2 separate regions of the Homo sapiens genome follow, and region 2 is linked to region 1. The links are chromatin loops, found by intact Hi-C in ENCODE. Cell type or tissue: heart left ventricle. All regions are shown on one strand.

What was found. Peaks named below come from ENCODE experiments on the same cell type or tissue, not always from the same donor. Only the 100,000 strongest peaks of a DNase experiment are listed, where the experiment ranks them.
Region 2: a loop joins it to region 1, with 2.6 times the contacts of the local background. A loop is called at or near these places in 8 of 110 quality-filtered maps.

What each region holds. Positions count from the first base shown.
Region 1 is chr2:220,684,842-220,689,841 of GRCh38, forward strand. No RefSeq gene overlaps it. Among named protein-coding and RNA genes, the nearest start is that of MIR4268, 780 kb to the left of the region's middle. RefSeq lists an enhancer at 2,428-2,722. In heart left ventricle, CTCF peaks have their summits at 2,573 and 2,772; a DNase peak (open chromatin) is centred at 2,600.
Region 2 is chr2:221,072,359-221,077,358 of GRCh38, forward strand. No RefSeq gene overlaps it. Among named protein-coding and RNA genes, the nearest start is that of EPHA4, 500 kb to the right of the region's middle. In heart left ventricle, no CTCF peak of the experiment used is centred here; no DNase peak of the experiment used is centred here; H3K27ac peaks cover 1,735 bases.

The DNA of each region.
Region 1 (5,000 bases):
AGTTTCTTCTGACCCAACTATCACATCCATCATCATTCTGAAGGTTTAAAAGCCTGAGTCACTAAGTCATAGAAACTAAATTGGGGGAAACAGAAGCAAAACAAAGACACTTGTGGCTAAATACATTCAGGTGTCTGTGAGGTACCAGGTGTTAGATTTGAGTTAACTCCTTTTCCAGATCGGAAAGGACCCTCAGGTCTCCCTAGATCTTTGTCATTTGGTCTGACCACCATCAACCTTTCTTTCTGGCATCATCTTGGCTCCACTTGTCCCCTGGAAGGAAAAGATCTTTCTTACATAAACTCAGTATTTTATCTCTCTGAATTCAGACTGACTTCGCAGTTGCTCCCATCCCCAGTGTCCTAGACAATTCTAGGGTTCCTGGTAGGGCCTGACCAGTCCGTGGCAGCTTTTGTGACATGCTGATCATTGTCTGATACATGTCCCTAGCCAGCTTAAAGCTGAATGTCTCTAGCTCCCAGCCATCGACCTCAGTGGTGGTCCCACCTCATGTTGCACTATTCTCTTCCTTGTCAGCCCTCTGTGACAGCTTAAGGTGGAGTGCTCTTCTCCCGCATCAAATCCCCTTGTATCCTTCTTTCCACCTAGTGAATGACTATCTCCATTCTACTTGAATGTAGAAAACGTCAAGGATTGACAATACAGAACTCACTGACTGGCCAAGCATCCAGTCCAGATTACTTCATCCATAATAATTTCCCTGGGATGTGTATATGTGTGAGGGGAGGATGGGGCTAGGGTTGCGTAGCAGAATCCCAGAGTCTCCATTATCACTGTGTATTCACATAAATGAAATATGTGCTACAGTCATCATTATTATAAATTGAAAATAGTTATTGAACACTTACGGTGTGCCAAGCATGTAAAAATGTTTTTCATAATTTTACAATTTTAGCTCTAAATGTCATAATGTACTGCCCTTAGAAAAAAGATGCCAGTTCTCTACATTTGCAGAGCATTAGGCTTGATATGACATTTTTCCAGAGCTCCTTCTGGTTTCCTCAATAGAAATCACCACTCTGCCTCTCTTGACTTAATGCGGGAATATTGCCTGTCTCTCAGACACGTACACACACAGGCACACAGCCATGTGCACACGCACACACACACACACACTCACACACGATTTTCAATTTCCTCCTGCTTTGTGTTTCATCGGGGTTACGGTCACAGCGGCTCCCCTGCGGGCCCCCCACTTTGTTAGCATTCTGATGTTCACTTATCAGTGAGTGAATCAAGAACAACACATCCCCTGGTAAATTGGGAGTTTAAAAGGTGTAGTCACAATACGACAAAAAGTGCACATACGACATTATGAGCCAAAGTGAAGTTTTTGAGCAATGTAAAAAAAATAAAATAAAATAAGCATTTTTCTGCAACATTTCTCACCTAAGAATAGCAAAGTTGGAACATAAAGACAAATTTCTTAAGGCTCCCAGAAAGCCCAGGATTTAAAGAAAGTGAAAGGAAGCATAGATCCCACCTGTGCCTTGACCCATTTTCTGAGATAATAAACCAAAGATCCCCTGCCTCCTCACTCGCCACCCCCCGCCCAGAAAAAAAACTCATGATGTTACACAGAATTCTTTATTATTTCCACAATTTGTCAATACCCTATTTTCAATTTTCCCATGGAGAAGGAATTTCTGCCTGGTTGAAAGGAACATAAAAAAGCTATCTGGATATAATTCTGCTAAATACCCATGATTTCATAATAAAGCACTCAATTTAAATAGCTGTTCTCCAGGGCACTGATTATGGTATTTCCTCCTTAAACTGAACAAATTTCCCTTCCCTTTTCACAGATAAGTGCCAAATCTTAGACATAACAACCTGCTTTTATAAATTCAGAGTATTTCTAGAGTGGCAGGACATCAAATCTGAAATATGTAATATCACCAAACTAATGTTTTGGTTTGTCCTCAGAGCCCAAATCATGTTTTAAATCAACATCAGCAAGCACTTTACTAAAGATCTCTGAAGAGTTAAAAAGATCATATAGTATGGCACATAAAAGTAGCATATTTTCCTGGTATATACCTATTTAACGGTGTTAATTATATAATCATGGATTTAATGCATTTGAGTTTTACTTCCTTTTTTATTGGGAAGCAACTAAAATATTTTTCTTACCTTAAAGATACTCTATTATATAATAGGACTATTAAAGCACCTCAAATATCATAATATGTTTAGATTTATCCACATTTGAGACTTCCAAAAGTCATTATTCTTGAAATATGTATTATTTTGATAGATGTCCATTTTAATTATTTGAAAGATTCAACTTTAGACTCCACCTTAGGGGAGGCCTTTGATCTAGGCTAGTTGATAATTAATGTCCACAAATTCAGTATTCTCTTTGGACTATTTTCTCCCTTTCCATGCTTGTAACTTTTAATACCTGGTGCTTACACCTTACGAAGTTTATTTTAGTGTACATGTCCTTCAGGATGGATTGTTATTAAATTGTAGTAACCAACAACCCCCAAACTGTAGAGAGGCTTCCGACGAGGAAGGTGGATTTCAGTCATGCTGTACTTCCATCTGGAGTCAGCAGGGGGCTCTGTTCTACACTGTTCTCTCTCCGGGGCCCAGCCCGCCCAAGCAGGACAATCTAAAATATTGCAGATCATGGTCATGAAGGGAGGGAACATGGTGAATCATACACCGGCTTTACCCAGAAAGTAGAAATTTTTTTTTGGTTTTTACCCAAAAGCGAGACACAAATCTTTTGCTCACATCCTCATGACCGAAACAAGTAATAATGTGAAGGGGTGCAGCAATGCCATGGTATCACGTGCCTGGATGAAGGGGACCCGGAAACGCTAGTGAAGAGCATTAAGGAGCCATCCCGTTCTGAAATACATAGTACACTGTCCTTTGCACGTGCAAAATATGCTCAGCCTTTTTTTTTCGGGTGAGACAACCCAAAATTGCCATTCGGTCACAGCATGTAGCTCAAAGTGCAGGATCTCTGGGTGACAGGAAGGATGGGAAGTCTTCACAGCAGGGGGTGAGGTGCAATAGTCTGTAAGTCCAGTGCCAGTTATGCTCCCCACATGCTCAGGACCCCAAAATGGAGCAACCAAAGGACTACTGAAATAAAGACTCGCATTCAGACAGAAGAATGGGGGCACACACAGCAGACATAGGACTGGCTGTAGCAACTCTAAATTCTTATTTCTCAAGTATTTTGAGGACTACCTTTACATTTTTATTTTTTGAGACAGGGTTTCACTCCGCCACCCAGGCTGGAGTGCAGTGACACGATCTCTATTCACTGAAACCTTGACTTCCGGTGGTCAAGCTCCCATCTCAGCCTCCCAAGTAGCCGGGACTACAGGCATGCACCACCACACCCAACTAACTTTTGTATTTTTAGTAGAGACAGGTTTTCACCACATTGCCCAGGCTGGTCCTGAACTCCCGAGCTCAAGTGATCTGCCCACCTTGGCCTCCCAAAGTGCTGGGATTACAGGAGGACTACCTTTAATTAGGCACTGTTTTCACTTCCTGGAAGTAACCCCCTTGTCCTTGGATCTCTGTGGCTCCTGGTTCTGCCCTCTGGGAGAGTCCTCCTCTCCATTACTCTCCTTCAAATCCAAAGTGGGTATCCGAAGAATATGCCCACCTGAAAACTGAGCAGTCTTCTTGCCACACTTGCTGCCTGCAGACAATTGGGGGTCCCTGGGTCATTTGGAATTTCAAACAGTCAATCAATTTTAATGTAAGTTGATGATCCTTTTGGTAGTATAACTCCCTCAAAAATTAAGTTGGCTTCCTATATACTTGACAGTGAGCTCTGTCTCAACCACAGTCCTTTTAGAGACAAAATTCTGACATTCTTTGGCTTTCTCATGCTCATACCTTTCGCTTCCTGCTTCATTAAAGCTCTGCTGAGCCCATCAAGCTTTAGTGGAAGAATTACATACTTAGCCTCCTTTTTGTTCAATTGAGTGGATTTAATGGACACCACATCTTTGGTGAGACCTTTGATCTGAGACCCCTTAATTCTTTCAGTGATTTTAACAGTAGGTGTGAAGGCCGTACTCTAAATTTACCTTTGTGAAAAGGCTACATGTTCTTGCCTTTGTTCCTCTAAGATTTTTCAGTTTTATCTTTTGCTGTTAAGGAATGAAACACAGATGCTACTTCAAATTCTAAATGTTCTCTAATTTATGGACTCCCTCTATTTCCTTTCACCTTATTGCAAATTTCTCATTTGTTCTCTGGGCTTATCCCTTTTTCTGTAATATACCTTCTGAAGCAACCACCAGCAACCGATACATACTAGCAGTTTTCAATCTCTTCCCTTAAAGCTACCAATGCATTAGGTACATAATCTGCTGCCCAGACTACTGTGCGGTTTTTGAGACAATTTCACTAAAGGTTTCACTGTGGTATTGTGTTGGTCATCACCTTGTTTGCCTTCAGTGATAGCTTCCGTGTCACCTGTTGCCTGAACACTAAGCCACTGTCATAGAGTTTGGGATTGTGGTCTCATAGTACTCCCCTTCAAGTTTCCATTTTCTGTGTTAATCCAGAATGACTGGGTTAATGCTGAGGCAAGAAGAAATTTCTCAAATCTCAGTGGCTTAAAACAACACAAGTTTATTTTCACTGGTTCTACATGTCCATCTCGCAACCTGAGGAGGCTGTGCTTACATATGTCTCACCTAGAGATCCAGGCTACGGAGCCTCCACTATCTGCCCTGTCCTCAGGAAGAGGGAAGGGTGTGTAGTGAATCAAGGATAGGCTTTTAAGATCTTCTGCCTTGAAGTGGCCATTTTGAATCATTGGCCAAAGAAAGTCACATTGTGGTGCCTAATTTCAAATGGTTGCCGGGAAGTGCGAAGTCCTTCCTAAGCACGCCGTAAATCCTTTAATACTAATTTCCGCTTCATCTCTGAGCATTTGCACATGTTGTTTGCTCTTCCTGGAACATCCTTTCCTTTCTCTCCTCTGCCTTATAAAG
Region 2 (5,000 bases), 390 kb after region 1:
TTTCTAATCTACATCTGAGACCACCTCAGCCTGGACTACATTGTCCATATCACTAACAACATTTTGGTCAAAGCCATTCAACAAGTCTCTAGGAAGTTCCAAACTTTCCCACATCTTTCTGTCTTCTACTGAGTCCTCCAAACTGTTCCAACCTCTGCCTGTTACCTAGTTCCAAAGTTGCTTCCATATTTTCAGCTATCCCTATAGCAGCACCCAATTCTTTGTGGTACCAATTTACTGTATTAGTCTATTCTCATGCAGCTATGAAGAAATACCTGAGACTGGGTAATTTATAAAGGAAAGAGGTTTAATTGACTCACAGTTCCGCATGGTTGGAAAGGCCTCAGGAAACTTACAATCTGGTGGAAGGGGAATCAAACATGTCCTTTTTCACATGACAGCAGGAGAGAGCAGTGCAGAGCAAAGTGGGGAAAAGCCCCTTATAAAACCATCAGATCTCATGAGAACTTATTTACTATCATAAGAACAGCATAGGGGAACTGCCCCCATGATCTAATCACCTCCCACGAGTCCCCTCCCCTAACACATGAGTATTACAATTCAGATTACAATTCAAGATGAGATTTGGGTGGGAACACAGAGCCAGACCATATCACCTAGTCTACTCTAAAAGAATCACCCAGCTGACTCAAAAACTCATAAGCAGTGATAAACACTTGTGTTATGCCATAAAGTTTTAGGTATTTTGTTAGGCAACAGCTCATTGATATTGTTGCTTATATTAAAAAATCAGGAAGTGAATGGAAGGAAACAAAGATATGATTTTCTCTTTTCAAGAGGAAAAAATTTCTATGCTGTGTTTTCAGACTACCTATTATATTTGATGAGGGCCAGTGCTTATGTTCTGTTAGCTTTGGATATGAGAAATAACCATGACAAAAATGACAATAGCATTGAGAAATGACAAGCTAAGAATTCCAAAGAAACGTGGGTGGAGCTTATACAGATGGGAGAAACTTTTGCATGCCTAGTGATATTTTGTAAAAGGATTTTCAAATCTGTACTATACATTCGGGCTATGCATCTTATTATGCTATACATTTCATTAGGCTATAGGCTTCATTAGGCACTTGAATCAAGAATCTCATTACATACTCCAGACACACATCTCATTATGCCATGCATCTCATTAAGCTCCCAGCCAGGAACAGATGTAAAATAGACAAATTTCAGCGAGGCTTTGATTCCAGCCCACATGGCATTCTCATCAACAACCAAGCAAGGGTGGACCAACAATTGGGTGATTTTTGAATGACACTTGACAAAGAGGAACCAGCTCAATCAGGCACTATTAAATAACAGGAGAAAAAAATAACTTGGTGTTACATTCCACTTTGCTGTCCACTCTGGGAATGTGTTTCTACTGTCAATCAGGAATCATCTATCAGTAAAAAGCCGGAGATGGGGTAGAAGAGGGCATGTGTCTGTAACACTGCAATCATCTGTCATGAGGCAGGCACTCAACAAAGGGTAACATCAATGTCACCTTGGTTTTGGCTTCAACACAATTGTATCTGTTCTGTGTCCCTAGCTGTAATTCATTGTTTGGCATCTTCAAGGATAGGTTCCCTGATGACGTTCCTGGTTAAGTAGTACTTTGGTCACAAATGATAAAAACCCAACTGACTAATTTAAGACTAGCATGTACTGAGGAGCCCAGAGGTGTGGCAGATTTCAAACCTGACTTTATGCAAAGGCTGAAACATCCGTAAGATACATGTCTCCTTATCTTTCAGTTCTCCTTTGCTTTGTGTTGGCTTGATTCTTACACATGTTTTCCCCATGAGATGGTTTCAGGAGGCTGCAAGCTTCCATCATCCTCACAGATATCAGTTCCAGTGAAAGATAGTGTCTTCTAGGAAGAGATAATCAAATCCCAGGGGATGACTCTCACTGGTTAATTGTGGGTAAAATAATTGTTCAGCCACTAATTTCTTTGTGTCACAGGGATGGAGTAACCTGAGTTCCCAGCTTTGCGTTGTATGCCTTCCCTAAATGTAGTCATGGATTAGAACTGAAAGGAGGGCTGGACAAACAGAGAATGCTCAGTAGACAAAAAGAGGGCTGGACATACAGAGAATGTTCAGTAGACAAAAATACCACATCTACTATGCCCGCTCCATCCTGAGAATACTCAGGTCTCGTGCAATACATGTGCAGTCTGAGAACCCGGGGCTTCTTTCCTTGGTCACCAAGAAAATATTTGTCACTAATATTCAAATAAGTGATGTATTTTAAGCAATTAGGGGGCTATATAAGTGCCTTGGATGTTTCTGGGGCTCTTATGATGACACCAAATGTAAATATTGTCATTCTGTGGAAACTAGACTAGACAGTAAACCACCAACAGATAGTCTAATTTCCATGTGCCAGCAAGTATTTTATTTTGAACGGCTAAAATATTTCATCTTACCACTTCCTTATGCTTGAATATCTTTAGAAAGGGTTAAATTAGGGAACATAAAAAACACAAAAAAAAACAGAGGAAAGATAATTGATTTAATTTCACACTCAGGTTCAAATGTTAAGTTGAATGCCTTCTTGAGAGTAAGTTTGGGTAGGAAAAGTAAAGGAGAGTCCTCAAGAGTATCAGATATTTAATGGTAAAGGTAGAAGGGCAGGTAAGAAGACGTGGAATAAAATGGAAGAAGCATGGAGAAGGTCAGACAGAACTGAAGGAAAATTCCTCAACTTTATGGTTTGCCTAGGGCTGTCCCCAGGTAGCACTCTGCAACTCTGAATAAGTAAACATTTTCTCTAATCCGAAAGGATAGTAGTTTTGTTAGATAGGACTATAAAATGATGTCTAACCAGAACCAGTTATTAAATATTTTCACTGGACTTTTCTAGACAGTATTACTCTGAAAAGAGTGGGTATCAATGCAGTCTTGACCTTCTGGGTCCTTGTGAAGTTCTTTGCCTGTGAAAATATTACAGTTTAAACATTCCCTCCACATTCCTTTGACATGAAGTGCTGTATCCACTGATTGCCCAGAGTAGACAAAGTGGTTTCCTTTTCTAGCTTCGTGGGGTTTTTTTCTTTTCTTTAGAAGATCATTTGGCAGGAAGATGTTAAAGTGGAAGAGAGGTTGGAGTAACTGTTATGGGTCAAATTCTAACTTCATGTCGTCATGGGCTCCCTCTGGTACCAAGATTCACTGAAAACAAAGGCATGAACTACTTCTAATCTGCAGTCGATTTTTTTTACCCTAAGAACACCCTAGAATAGAGGAATTCAATACATTCATGGCCACAGAAGCAATAAACTTCCACATACTTAAAAAAACTCTCATCAAGTCTTATTTATTAATAAATAATAAGCACAAGGACTAATGAAGTACAAATGATAAAAATTTTAAAATGATCGTTCTTTTCCTTTTGTTTGGTATGATTTGTCCTTGAGCTTTTTTGGTTTTACTCTTTCAATTAAAATGCTTGGGTTCTCATCACACCATTCCTGAATGCAAATATCAGTTGGTTTAGTATTTAGCTTCCTAGCTCTTTCTTGGCTCTTGGAAACATACCCTTATTCTCTGGTCCATTCTTCACCTACAGATGATTAAGAAAGATAATTTTTATGTAGTTAAAAAAATAGGACACATGCTCCTTATAGACATTCTACTACAGATTCAGAACCAGAAGCAAGCTATTCTCCCATTTTGTCTTGTAAGTGCAATTTTGAAAACATAGACTGAGTTGTAATTACAGGATTAAGGGTAAAAGTCAACTTGTTTGTCTGAGAGATTTGTTCCCCCAATTGTCCTGAATACAAGGACATGAAATCCTGAAAGTCTATGCATGGCATATCACCTCCTTACTTTCAAGTTTCTGGACAATTGGGTAGATGGGCTTTGCAATGGATGTTCATGATTGTAACAAGACAGCCCACGATTCCATTTCCAAATAAGGCATAGGAGACAATTCTTTTGTTTTTCTCCTGCCATCTTCTTTATGCAGGAAAAAAGAGTAAAGGATAAAATTAACAATTATGCAGCCAGTAAATTTCAAGGCAATAGTGAGAAACAAAAGGGTCTTATCTGATTGTCCATCTCATGCCTTTCAGGAGAACCTATTAGCTTGGAACACAGTCACCTGATGGTATATGTGGCACACACACACACACACACACACACACACACACACACACACACACAAATATAATAGAGACTCTGGATTTGGAGTCCTAGACCTATGCAATATCTTCACTCTTCAAAACAGTCCCAGGATGGCACTTTCCTGTCTCCATTTTGTTGTGAATCCCTTGGATTTTATATTACATAAACTATAAATAATATTTAGACAATTAAAGCTAAAAGGATTTCTTCACTTGGTTAAGGTGGTAGCATATGTAGGCATTAAAAAAAAGGCATTCTGACCTTTAGGTGAACAGTAGAACTTAAAATGCTATTGCTAGAATGTGGCATGGGGAAAGCGTGATTTAAATGTAAATCTTTTATCTCTAAAGCCATAAAAGACTATGCCTTGGAGGTATGAGAAAATACAAGCTCTAACGTGGAGCGTATAAAAAAAATGAAAACATTTAGCACAGCACCAAATCTGCTTTTCTGAACTGCATTTTTGCTCACAAAATACGTAGAGTAGATGGAATTTTATTTATGTTTAAAATGAGCTGTTCTTTAACTGTTTAGTCTCTGGTTCCTTGGCCTGGTTCTCGAACTCAAGACATCAGTGCACCCTGTGAATGTGCCTTTCTCCTTCTCTTAACCTCCAAGCTCCTGAGGTGCCTTTCAGCCTGTCCCATGGATGTCCCCATGGGTGGACCTGCCCCCTGAAAGCTCTCCAGTCTGTCTCTCACCTCTGGGAGCTGCAGAGATAGCCAGGAAGGATGGTGTCAATGTTGAAGGTCATATCTCTATTTTCACATTCCTTGACTTGCCCTATACCTTTGAGAGAAAAGAAATAAAATCCTGCAATTATTTGGACCAAGCCTTAGGTAGGACTGGGCTTGTGACAGGTTT